Regions from separate parts of the Homo sapiens genome. Here regions 1, 2 and 4 are each linked to region 3. Evidence: chromatin contacts called from ENCODE Hi-C or POLR2A ChIA-PET data. All regions are on one chromosome and are shown on one strand. Each heading gives the region's core, a stretch centred on a gene start or an enhancer-like site at or near the end of the contact. The rest is flanking DNA. Distances are from core to core; before and after follow the strand shown.

Region 1 (3,152 bases), core at 26-2,525, 180 kb after region 3:
TTTATTACACTGAAAGAATTGCGTGACTTTTCTCTGTTCTGCATTTTCTTACATGTGGAATTAAGGCTGACTCTTTACTCTAAAATGATTCATTTTGTGGTAAAGTCCCTAATATGTCTCCCTCACTCAGGAGCATCTGTGCAGGAGTCAACATTAAATGTGAGTTATCATTATTGATCTTCTCCATCACCCCCAAAAGGGGAGGATTTTCACATCGCATAAATTAAACAGGATTGAGATGGAAAAATCAGAAGAAGAAGAAGTGACAAAGAACCTCCTGTTTCCTTTAGAACTTATTTCCTGCCCCCAAGTAATATTTTTGGCCCTTCTAAGTACCCAGTAATAAAACGTCGCTATAAAAGCATAGAATAGTAAATGAAGCTGTTATGAATTCTAGACTATCTTCCAACTTGGCTGTGTGCTGTTGATGGTCTCCTTTAAAAATAAATTGTTTGTTTAGTATGAGATCAAAAATTATTTATATAAAAATATATGGAAGAGTAGGGCTTGATATTTTTTAACAGTATGGAGATCTTTTTAGTGATACAAATTTTGAGATTTCCTATAATCTCTTTGAAGACACGAATCATGTCTTACAGTACTTTGTATATCCCTATCCCTAATAGTACCTTGCATAGAATAAGAACTTAATAGTTGTTAGTTGATGGAAGAAAAGTATCAGTTGAAAATAAAAATAAAAATATTTTCTTTGGATCTTATATTCATAAATGGACTGAAAATGACTGCCCTGTTCCAAAAGGAGGAACAGAGATCTTAAACTATACTTCTTAACTGGTAATACTTGACTCATCACCTTCTTGCCTAAATCTGAACTAAAATACTGTATATTGTATCTACTCAGAAGTTTATAAACTAACCTACCAAAAAATTGATTTGAGGACGAGGCAGAGACATTTTTGAAAGACTAGGTAATTTCCACCTAACTGTTGATCTCCTTTGGGCCTTAAAGGACCTTGTGGTTTTGTTACTAGAAAAGCAGTCCGATCTGGACCCCAAGAAAGGGTTCTTAGATCTCACGCAAGAAAGAATTCAGGGCAAGTCCATACAGTAAAGTGAAAGCAAGTTTATTTAGAAAGTGAAGGAATAAAAGAATGACTCCATAGACAGAGCAGCCCCAAGGGCTGCTGGTTTTATGGTTACTTCTTGATTATATGCTAAACAAGGGGTGGATTATTCATGAGTTTTCCAGGAAAGAGGTGGGCAATTTCCAGAACTGAGGGTTCCTCCCCATTTTAGACCATATAGGGCAACTTCCTGATGTTGCCATGACATTTGTAAACTGTCGTGTCACTGGTGGGAGTGTCTCTTAGCATGCTGATATTTTATAATTAGTGTATAATGAGTCATGAGGACGAACAGAGGTCACTCTCATTGCCATCTTGGTTTTGGTGGGTTTTGGCTGGCTTCTTTATCGCAGCCTGTTTTATCAGCAAGGTCTTTGTGACCTGTATCTTGTGCTGACCTCCTGTCTCATCCTGTGACTGAGAATGCCTTAACCTCTTGGGAATGCAGCCCAGTAGGTCTCAGCCTTATTTACCCAGCCCGTATTCAAGATAGAGTGCCTCTGGTTCAAACACCTTTGACAAAAACATACCAATACCTTAGTCTACTATGTGTAATGCATTCCAACATTTGCTATTCTGTTTATTCACTTTTTATTGATCTGGTTGTGGCCACTAAATTGATTCATAACCTAATAATGAGCCTCATTGTACCTTCAGCCCAAGTGACTGCCTGTTTCCGTTAGCAAACCCAATTCTTTGGTGAACATATAATCTTAGAGTCCTCTGTAAAGAGAGACTATCTTTCAAAGTTGTCAGGAATTAAAAAAGAAAGTCACTTCCTTGTGCCCCTTTCTCACTGTAGTGAGATGAAAAAACTCTGTTTTTTTTTTAAACACTGTTAAACTTACAGAAATATTTCAAGAATAAAGAATTGCTGTATACCCTTTACCTAGAGATCACATTCACTTTTTTTTTTTTTTTTTTTTTTTTTTGAGCTGGAGTTTCACTCATGTTGCCCAGGCTGGAGTGCAATGTTGCGATCTCGGCTCACCCCAACCTCTGCTTCCCAGGTTCAAATGATTCTCCTGCCTCAGCCTCCCGAGTAGCTGGGATTACAGGCATGTGCCACCACACCCGGCTAATTTTGTATTTTCAGTAGACATGGGGTTTCTCCATGTTGGTCAGGCTGGTCTTGAACTCCCGACCTCAGGTGATCTGCCCGCCTCAGCCTCCCAAAGTGCTGGGATTACAGGCGTGACACATTCACATTTTTACCAGTTGTCCTAATGAAGTCCATGGGAGCAGAAAGATCCAATCCAGGATCACTATACCCAATTTTTGTGTATCTCTAGTTAGACTTTCCTTGACTTATATGACCTTGGTTTTTTGGGGGTATTTTGTTTTGTTTTGTTTTGTTTTGTTTTGTTTTGTTGTTGCCCAGGCTGAAGTGCAGTAGTATGATCTTAGCTCACTGTATCCTCTGCCTCTTGTGCTCAGAGGATCCTCCCACCTCAGCATCTTGAGTAGCTGGGACTACGGTGGGCACCACCATGCCTTGCTAATTTTGGGTTTTTTTGTTTTGTTTTGTTTTGTTTTGTTTTTTTGGTAGAGACGGGGTTTTATGACATTGCCCAGGCTAATCTTGAACCCCTGGGCTCAAGAGATTTGCTCTCCTTAGCCTCCCAAAGTGCTGAGATTACGGGCATGAGCCATCACGCCTGGCTGACCTTGATATTTTTGAAGATAGCAGGCCAGTCATATATGTCCCTCAGTTTAGGTTTATTCAGTGTTTTCTCATGATTAGACCCAGCTTATGCATTTTTGGCCACAGTGTCATAGAAGCGATACTGTACTCTTCTCATTTCATGCTGTCAGTTTGTCATGTTACTAGTGGTCTTGTCTTTGAGGACTGGATTGAGATGACGTCTGCCAGGTTTCTCCATGGTAAAGTTAGTTTTTCCTCTTTTGTGATTAATAAATGTTGTCTGATGTGGTACTTTGAGATTGTGTAAACTCCAGTTTCTCCTCTACTTTTACCCACTACTTTGAACATCCATTAATACTTCTTTCTTGGATTGATTTTACAGTCATGGTTGCCAAATGGTAATTTTTCTAACTTTATTACCC
Region 2 (2,772 bases), core at 228-2,727, 130 kb after region 3:
AATGACAAGATTTTATTCTTTTTTTTTAATGGATGGATACTGTTCCATTCTGGATATACACATTTTCTTTACCCATTCTTCCATTTTTGAGGACTCAGTTTCATATTTTTGTTAACGTAAATAGTGCTGCCATAAACACGGTAAGGCAGATAACTCTTCAATATACTAATTTCCTTTCCTTTGGATGTGTACACAGTAGTGGGATTGCTGAATCATATGGTAGTTCTATTTTTACGTTTTAAAGGAACCTCCATACTGTTTTCCACAATGGCTGTACTAGCTTACAGTCCCACCAACTTGTGTAAGTGTTCCCCTTTTCTTCACATCCCTGCCAAAACTGGTTTTCTTTTGTCTTTTTGATAATGGTCATTCTAAGTGGTGTGAAATGGTACCTATTGTGGTTTTGATTTTCATTTCCCTGATGGTTTGTGATGTTGACCATTTTTTCATATACTCATTAGCCATTTGTATGACTTCTTTTGAGAAGTAAATGTCTGTTAAGGTCTTTTGCCCATTTTTAAAATCAGGTTTTTGTTTTTTTGTTTTGTTTGCTGCTAAGTTCCTTATATATTCTGGATATTAACTCCTTGTCAGATGTATAGTTTGCAAATTTTCTTTCCCATCCTTTAGGTTGTCTGTTTACTCTGTTTAATAGTTTCCTTTGCTATGCAAAAGCTTTTTAGTTTGTTGCAATCTCATTTGTCCATTTTTGCTTTTGTTTCCTATGCTTTTGAAGTCTTATTTAAAATATCCTAGCTTAGCCCCATGTCATGAAGCATTTCTCCTATGTTATCTTCTAGGTAGTTCCATAGTTTTGGGTTTCCATGTTAAGTCTCTAATCTACTTTGAATTGATTCTTGTATGTGGTGAGAGGTAGGGATTTACTCTCATTCTTCTGCATGTGGATGTCCCACTTTCCCAGCAGCATTTATTGAAGAAACAGTTTCTCCCCTAATGTGTGTTCTTGGCACCTTTGTCAAAAATCAGTTGGCTTTAGGTGTGTCAATTTATTTCTGGGCTTTCTATTCTGTTCCATTGGTCTACGTGTCTGTTTTTATGCCAGTACCATTCTGTTTTTGTTATTATACATTTGTAGTATATTTTTAAGTTATGTAGTGTGATGCTTCCAGCTTTCCACTCAGAATTGCTTTGGCTATTCATTTTTTTTTTCTGGTTTCCTATGAATTTTAGGATTTTGTTTTATTTCTATGAAGAACACCTTTTTTTTTTTTTTTTTTTGACATGGAGTCTTGCTCTGTCGCCCAGGCCAGAATGCAGTAGGCGCAATCTTGGCTAAGATATTAACAAGAAATTACAAAAGATAGAGAACTGGAAAGATAAACCTATGGAAGAGCTTCTAAGAGAAGCCCAAAAAGTATATGTAAAAAGAGAGAAAGACTGACAGAGGGAACAGAGGAAGTCTGTGCCCAAAATCCCAGTGAGTAGTTTGGTGGGAACGACGGTTACAGAACAGGTGACTCAGGATGACTCAGGTCAGAGCAGGTGATAGAGGCTAGGAGGGGGTTGTTTACTGAAGCTAGAGGCAAGAGGGTGAAGAGAACCAGGAAGTTAAGCTTTAAAATGGAGAATAGAGAATAAGAGAGCTGAATATACTGGCATACTGATTCTTTGAAGAGAAACTTGGAGTTCACTACATTTAACACCTACTGTTATAGTATTGCAGTCTATCTCTCCCTTTACCTCTAATAATATTTGCTTTATATATCTGGGCGCTCTGGTCTTGGATGGATGGATGTATTTATAGTTTTTATATCCTCTTGCTTAATTGTACCCTTTATCAATGTCTGATGACCTTCTTTGTCTTCTTTTACAGTTTTTGACTTAAAGTCTGTTTTATCTGACATGGTTACTCCTGCTCACTTGGTTTCCATTTGCATGGAATATCTTTTTCCCTCCCTTTACTTTTATTCTATGTTTGTCTTTAATGGTTAGGTGAGTCTGTTTTAGGCAGTATATAGTTGGGTCTTGTTTTTAATCCGTTCAGCCACTCTATATCTTTTAATTGGATAATTTAATCCATTTATATTTAAGGCTATTATTGATAAAGAAGGTCTTACTCCTGCTATTTTGTAAATTTTTTTTTCTGGTGGTTTTATAGATCCTTCGTTCCTTTCTTCCTCTTTTATTTACTTCTGTGGTTTGGTGGTTTTCTGTAGTGCTGAGCTTTGTTTCCTTCCTCTTTCTTGTTTGTGCCTCTGCAGTAATTTCTTTCTTTCTTTGTGGCTACCATGGGGCTAACATTAAAAGTCTTATAATAGAATGTTTTAAGCTGATAGCAACTTAACTTTGGTTGCATTAAAATACTCTAGACTTCTCTCTTTTGTTTCTGTAATTTACTTTTTTACCTGTGATTGTATTCCTTAGCTACTAATTGTAAGTGTCACGGGTTTTGACCATTTTGACTTTAAACCTTCGTACTAGAGGACTGAGAGACTTACATAGCACCATTAAATCACTGGGCTAGTCTGAATTTGATTTATGAATTTACCTCTATTGGTGAGTTTTATACTTTTACATCTTTTCATGAAAATAATTATAATCTTTTATTTCCAGTTATACCATTCTCTTAAGTATTTCTTGTAAGGCTAGTCTAGTGGTGATGGGTTTTTCTCAGCTTTTGCTTGTCTGGGAAGGTCTTTATTTTTCCTTCATTGGTGGTTGATAGCTCTGCTGGATATAGTATTCTTGGCTGACAGGTTCATTTTTTTCCCCCAAACACTCTGAATATATCATCTCATTCTCTCCTGGCCT
Region 3 (3,162 bases), core at 286-2,785:
TGAGGTGGGTGGAACACTTGAGCCCAGGAGCTCAAGACTAGCCTGAGCAACATGGCAAAACCCTGTCTCTACAAAAAATACAAAAGTTAGCCAGGCATAGTGACACAGGCCTGTAGTCCCAGCTACTTGGGGGGCTGAGGTGGGAGGATCGCTTCAGCCTGGGAGGTTGAGGCTACAGTGATCCACGACCATGCCACTGCCCTCCAGCCTGGGTGACAGAGCGAGACCCTGTCTCAAACAAAACAAAACAAAACAAAACAATCGGACAGATACATGTTTTATAACCCAGTCTTGGTGAATATAAAAATGTTCTATTTGCTACCTTAGGAATTTAGTATGATTTAGTATGCTTGATAGTATCTTTCTCTAGCTTTGAAAAAAAAAATCATGGGACAGGTACAGTGGCTCAGGGCTGTAATACCAACACTTTGGGAGGCTGAGGCAGGAGGATCGCTTGTGTCTAAGAGTTCCAGACCAGCCTGGGCAACATGGTGAGACCTTGTCTCTACAAAAAAATAAAAAAATAGTGGGTGTGGTGGTGGGCACCTGTAGTCCTAGCTACTGGGGAGACTGAGGTGGGAGGATCGCTTGAGCCCAGGAGGTTGAGTCTGCAGTGAGCCGTGATTGCGCCATTGCACTCAGCCTGGGTGACAGAGTGAGACTCTGTCTCAAAAGAAAAGAAATAAAAATCATGGAAGACATCTATTCTGTCTTGTAAAAATTTAAGGTATATGAAAAGAGTAGAGGAGGAGGAGGAGGGAGAAGGAAGAGAAATTATTTATTGGGATCCAATATGTGCCAAAGATAGTATTAGGCATCCTTGCATGTATTATTTCATTTGATCCACATGACTACCCTGTGAGATGTTATTCCCATTTTACACATAAGAAAACTGGCTAAGAGAAGTCAAGTAATTTGTCTGCGGCTGTGAATTCAATTTAAATTCACAGCTTAAACTCTTTTCACTACATCTGAATGCATCATTTTCAAGATCTTTTCTGGGCCTGGAGTAAGTTGACAGTATTTATGTAAAACATGTAATACTGTATCTGTATGTATGCTCCTCTTCCCCACGCTCATTCACATTTACCGTGATTAATACACATGTTAATAAAACCCTAGACTTAGAACTAGGATATAGAATCCAGTCGTTTAGGTACTTAATGTTTAGTTCTCTCCTCCAGAAAACAGGAATAATTACCGCCTTTTTTCCACTCCAAAGAATTGATGTGATAATTAGGGAGATAAGATTAGTTACTAGTCATAACAAGAATAAACTACAACTCCCAAAATGCCCAGAGGAAGAGGCTGACGCCAGTCCAGGAGACAGTTCCAGCTTTAGGGCAAAGGTGACCCCACTGGGTCCCGTGGCGAAAGAGAGAGCCGCCGGTCCTCGCCTTTTTTCTGATGCATCCAGGGATTTGTAGTTCCCTTACGGCCACCAAGTGCACTTAGGGCAGGCCTCTTACTACGAGTCCCGTGATGACCCGAGGCCGGGCAGCGCCTGCGTATTGAAGCCGAGGGAGCGTGCGGGCGGTACTACTGGCGGGAGGAGTAAAGATGGCGGCGCGAGGGTCTCCGCCCTCTGCTCCGGGCTGAAGCGCTCTGAGAGAGGCGGCAGCGGCAACTCGAGCCCCAACAGTAATTTAGTGTTGGTAGTTTTGGCAGCAGCTGCCGAGGCCGGAGCAATGGCGGAACTGGAGCACCTAGGAGGGAAGCGGGCAGAGTCGGCGCGAATGCGGCGGGCAGAGCAGCTTCGGCGCTGGCGGGGCTCGCTGACAGAGCAGGAGCCTGCGGAGCGACGAGGCGCGGGGCGGCAGCCGCTGACCAGGCGCGGGAGCCCCAGGGTCCGCTTCGAGGACGGTGCTGTCTTTCTGGCCGCCTGCTCTAGCGGGGACACCGACGAGGTGAGAAAGCTTCTGGCAAGAGGTGCTGATATCAACACGGTCAACGTGGACGGCTTGACAGCCCTGCACCAGGTAACTCCTTTCTTGGTCTTAGAGGCGTCCAGTCTCCTACAGATGAGCCTTTGACCCTGCGAGCCACCCCATGGGGAGTATCAGTGTTGCCGCCGACTCCTTCTGCATGGACACTGCCCTTTTGGGCTAATCGGTTTCATTCTTGGCCAGCTTCCTCCACTAATCAAGTCTTTTTCTGACCCCAGGGTCTTAGGAATAGCGTCACCCCGCTGCTTGGTCAGTGTTTGTATTTCCCTCCACCTACTTGTGTTGTCATGGTTACTGGTGATTTTTGTCCCTGGTCTTATCCCTGTAGATTAGTTATCTTCACTTATGTCTGGTTGGCGTGCCTGCACACCGCGTCACTCATAGGCACAGTGTCATTTGTTTGATGCCCTTTCAGAAAATTCAGTTGTTGTGTGTCCCCGTTATAGAATATCTTATATCACTTAAAGAGTAAAGCCCTTTACTGGGTAAAGACAAGCAGGTCTGAAACCACACCTCTTGTTTTGTTGATTTGTAGTACTTCAAAACAGTTTGTGTTGCCTCTAGGCTACAGCTCCTAGAACACGCTGGACCTCGTTGTTTTAGGTATCTTAACTTCCTTCTCAGCAGTGCTACCTCCCTGAGAGCTTCCTATGGAGAACTAAGTTACTGAATTACCTCTGTTTGATACTTATGGAATAGCTTTTCTATTTTTCTATTTTTTTTTCTAAAGTGCTCTATAGAAATCCCATGCCCCATGTATAGCTATACTATATGGATTGTGGATAATCTGTGCTTGGTAACGACACCTTTACTTCTGTCACCTAATGCAGCAATATTCTCTGTCTACTGACTGCCATGACTAACTACCCCTCTCTCCTCAAATGGAACTTCATCAGTTATTTTGGTGAGCTGAGAGCCGGACACCCACTCTTAATCTTTTGTATTTTTCTTCTTCTGCCGTCTGTGCAAAGTGAATGTATTGGCATGAGAATCTACTTCTAAATAATAACTCAACTTTATATCAGACCACTTCCCTAAATATATTTAGCCAATAGCTTAAAAAGTTACTTCTCACTATGTTTGCAACCCTTCTATTTCAGGTAGAAGAAACTCTTTCACCCTATTTTGTACCCATTTTTTTTTCCTGCTGATAATATTTCCCCACCTGAGGTAGTAACCAATATTTGTAGAGTGCTTTGCTGTTTGATTTCATATG
Region 4 (3,042 bases), core at 29-2,528, 240 kb after region 3:
GAAGCTACAGCCTGTGCTCAGTTGAGTGGTTCACACTCAGACTTTGGCTTTATGGTTTTCCTTCCTCCTTGTCTTTGCCCTGACCTTGATCAACAGGGGTGAAAAGAACCACCCTGAGGTTTCCATGCCTCTCCCATTTTAGTGGTAGCATTTTGTGTCTTTACTCCACCCTTCACCCTAGTTCCACCAAGGTTCACACACCAGATGTAACTGTTTTTCAGCTGAGTTGTATGGATTAACTTCAGTCCACTGTAAATACACCTGGGATGGGGTGGGGTTGGGGTTGTTTAGGGAGAAGCAGCCAGACTTGCTTTGTGAACTGAATGTATTTTTATGCAATTTTGAGTGGCCTTTCAACCCTAAGATGAATGGTTTTGTTTTACTGGTTGTTGTTATATAGTTTTGAGTATTCTGTGTTTGAAAGTTTGGGAATAATAATATTCACTTCTATATGATGCCTGTAAACACAACAGTATTTATAAATGAGTAAATAAAACTGTGTTTTAACTTTGTGACTGTCTCCACAGTTCAGAGCATGGGATTTCTAGAATCTCACATCTGGGGCAGCCTCTTCTGATTTTACATCTTATCATTGGTGGGGGCCTCGCCCACCAGCCTCCTACAACTCCTGTCCACATAGAGGCCCCTTCCCCAGGGACAGCCACAGTGAGTCATGGCCACTGAGAAGGGTCTCTGGTAGTATCAAGGAATTTCCTAAATGGAGTCAGGCCAAGGAGAAGCCTAGATTGGCGTTCAAAAGAACCGTAAGATAGATAGATAGATAGATAGATAGATAGATAGATAGATAGATAGATATCAAGGTTCCAAGCTTCAAGTAACCAAGAGTATATACGGTTATTTCTTGGAAGACACCAGGTTTAAGTGACAAAGGTGTTGAGGCCATCCAGGTGAACACTAGCACACTCTAGTACATGGGAAAGTTGAGGTCTAGGGAGGTGGTGATTTCCTTGGGCTCATGGAAGTCTCCTGCCATCACCCTTAGTCATCTGCTATATCCATAAGTCTTCATGAGGTCATTGTTTAATTCAGGAGATCCAAAACTATCCTGTAGTTCCAAACTACAAATGTAGTTAACTTGGGGGCTATTGAAGGTTAAATCTAAACTCAAAATGAAGGAGCCATGCCCAGAGAAGAGCTGTTCAGGCCCGCTGGCAGGGTTTGTACGTGGGTGGCCAGGTCTGACCCCAGGCAGCCAGGATCTGGGTCTGGTTTCTCCATCCAGCAAGCCCTGCCTCTGGCTTTGCTCAGCCCTGTGTTTCCTGCCAAGCGGAAATCCCTGGTCACTGACTTGGGGAGAGGTCAGGGAGGGAAGATTCTTCTCCCCTGATGTCACCCAGCTGTTTGTAACCCAAGCAGCAGCAGAACAAGCACACTTGATGTCATGGTTGAAGAATTCAGTCCTGTCCTGGGGCACAAAACAGAGGCAAAGAAGCATGACCGATGCAAAGGGTTCCTAGACTGCAAATGTCATTTCTCTTTCTGACCCCCACTGGTTGTAGTAAGGTCTGCAGATACAGTATCACCTAGCCGTCACGTGGTCCAGCCCTCTTGGGGGGAAAGGAGAAGGCCACAACCTATTGGCAGAGTAAAAAGCTCATATTCTTAGCCAGGAGACCCTCAGGTGATAAATCCCAGTCCGTCTGCTGAAAGGCTCATGCCCCTCACCCTACCCAGCCTTAGGGACTGAAGCAGCAAGACAGGATAGATGTTAAAGGATCTGGGCTCATGCTCCCTCAGGTGGGCAGCTCCCATCCCTGCTTGCATTCACTGCCCCCATGCCTTTGGACCTGATGGACAAGCACACATCTAGCCAACGGTGTTCCTGGAGGACAGGTGCTGGTGTAAACTGACAAAAATGGTAGCTGCTGGTCTATCCTCAAGGAGAGGAGACAGGTGGAAGTGGGAACCGAAGAAGGAGTTTTACTCTTCCCTGGTCTTTGGGGGCAATGCTGTCCCACTCTCCCTTTCCCTAAAAATTCTGACGCCCTATCCCTGGTCCCTAACATCTTTGCTTCAGAAGTTAAAGACATTTCAAGTTATTTGCAAAGAGTCAACTGAGGACTTTGTAGAAATTGTTACTTTTCAAATTCCCACTTCCCAGGGCCAGCCTCCCTCTCGTCATTGGGCTCAGACTGTGGCTGTTCCCTAAGCCCAGCTCTACTGGAAGGGAATTCAAGAATATAGTCCCCACCACCACCCCGCCCCGCCCAGCCTCCCAGACAATGTTCCCCGGCACCACCACACTCCCCACAGTTCCACAGCCTGGCATGTGTTCTCAGGAGATGTGTGGGCCCCAGCACCCACCAGAGTGCCAATCTGGTCTTCCCCCAACCCCAGGAGAGAGGGGACCTCAGCCCCTTTTGGTGCTTCCCTGAAGGGAGATTCTGGGTTAGAAGCCAGAGCCTCAGGACCATCTCACCACCCTCACCCACCATACTGACCCTCACAGGCAGCTCCCACTCCCTCACCCCCACCTCAGCGCAGCAAAAACAACCAGAGACACCCCCCACCCCCAGGTTTCTTTCAGCTCATTTCTTTAATAAGGAGACGCAGTTCATTACAAAATAACAATTTGACAAGAGATCAGACAAGAACAAGAGTCCACATAAGGGAGATGGAGAGCATTGCCAAGCAGAAGTGGGAATGAGAGGGCCGGGGGCAAGGGCTGTACATGTGTCCTTCCTATGGAGACGAAGGCAGGGCTCCTGGTGGGCTGACCTTGGCGAAGCTAGGCTCTGCCAGGCCCTGATTTTGAAGTTTTCAGCCCCAGGGTTTTCAGAAAGCAGCAAATCAAGTCCTTAGATGGGCAGGAGTCAGGGCAGAAGGGTCACTATCTTTGAAGAGGCCCCCCTAAAGTCCTGATCGCTAAGGCAGGTGGGATGGAGGAACTCCTGGTGCCCCATGCACACTGCTCCCATCACCTCACCAGACAGATGCTCTCTCAACTCTTGCCTCAATTTGTCTCTGCTGTGGGTGTGGAGAGTGGGAGGGCCCCAGAGAGAGCTGGAGGAAGCAAGACAT

The links. Hi-C counts contacts between places; a loop is a spot of excess contacts on that map. ChIA-PET counts read pairs that join two places held with the same protein, here RNA polymerase II (POLR2A). Pooled maps may share reads with other maps.
Region 1: a loop to region 3 is called in a pooled map, with 2.4 times the contacts of the local background. The contact joins the enhancer-like site here to the promoter of PPP1R12B in region 3. A Hi-C loop is called at or near these places in 4 of 50 pooled maps. POLR2A ChIA-PET finds 5 or more read pairs at or near these places in 2 of 52 experiments (HEK293T and PC-9).
Region 2: a pooled map shows a loop between it and region 3 (3-fold over the local background). The contact joins the enhancer-like site here to the promoter of PPP1R12B in region 3. A Hi-C loop is called at or near these places in 5 of 37 single-sample maps with no recorded cell type and 8 of 50 pooled maps. POLR2A ChIA-PET finds 5 or more read pairs at or near these places in 3 of 52 experiments (AG04449, MCF 10A and Panc1).
Region 4: a loop to region 3 is called in a map of mammary epithelial cell, with 3 times the contacts of the local background. The contact joins the enhancer-like site here to the promoter of PPP1R12B in region 3. A Hi-C loop is called at or near these places in 26 of 168 maps with a recorded cell type or tissue (A673, B cell, CD4-positive, alpha-beta memory T cell and 20 more), 19 of 37 single-sample maps with no recorded cell type and 30 of 50 pooled maps. POLR2A ChIA-PET finds 5 or more read pairs at or near these places in 4 of 52 experiments (A673, BJ, GM12878 and 1 more).

Annotation. Positions count from the first base shown.
Region 1 is chr1:202,530,870-202,534,021 of GRCh38, forward strand. All of the region lies in intron 18 of PPP1R12B (protein phosphatase 1 regulatory subunit 12B), which reads left to right. Among named protein-coding and RNA genes, the nearest start is that of SYT2, 180 kb to the right of the region's middle. Within about 2 kb of position 1,276, at least 3 of the 41 ENCODE cell types and tissues checked have a DNase peak (open chromatin) inside an H3K27ac peak, as active enhancers do; they include PC-9, where a contact is called at or near this core.
Region 2 is chr1:202,482,059-202,484,830 of GRCh38, forward strand. All of the region lies in intron 13 of PPP1R12B (protein phosphatase 1 regulatory subunit 12B), which reads left to right. Among named protein-coding and RNA genes, the nearest start is that of PPP1R12B, 130 kb to the left of the region's middle. Within about 2 kb of position 1,478, at least 7 of the 41 ENCODE cell types and tissues checked have a DNase peak (open chromatin) inside an H3K27ac peak, as active enhancers do.
Region 3 is chr1:202,347,164-202,350,325 of GRCh38, forward strand. PPP1R12B (protein phosphatase 1 regulatory subunit 12B) reads left to right here and starts at 1,536. Exons shown (of 24, transcript NM_002481.4): 1 at 1,536-1,979. The coding sequence starts at 1,689. RefSeq lists enhancers at 1,283-1,823, 1,495-1,804.
Region 4 is chr1:202,588,058-202,591,099 of GRCh38, forward strand. PPP1R12B (protein phosphatase 1 regulatory subunit 12B) reads left to right here. Exons shown (of 24, transcript NM_002481.4): 24 at 1-3,042. SYT2 (synaptotagmin 2) reads right to left here. Exons shown (of 9, transcript NM_177402.5): 9 at 2,539-3,042. Among named protein-coding and RNA genes, the nearest start is that of SYT2, 120 kb to the right of the region's middle. RefSeq lists enhancers at 732-1,931, 1,337-1,386. Within about 2 kb of position 1,279, at least 27 of the 41 ENCODE cell types and tissues checked have a DNase peak (open chromatin) inside an H3K27ac peak, as active enhancers do; they include HCT116, IMR-90, ascending aorta and 6 more, where a contact is called at or near this core.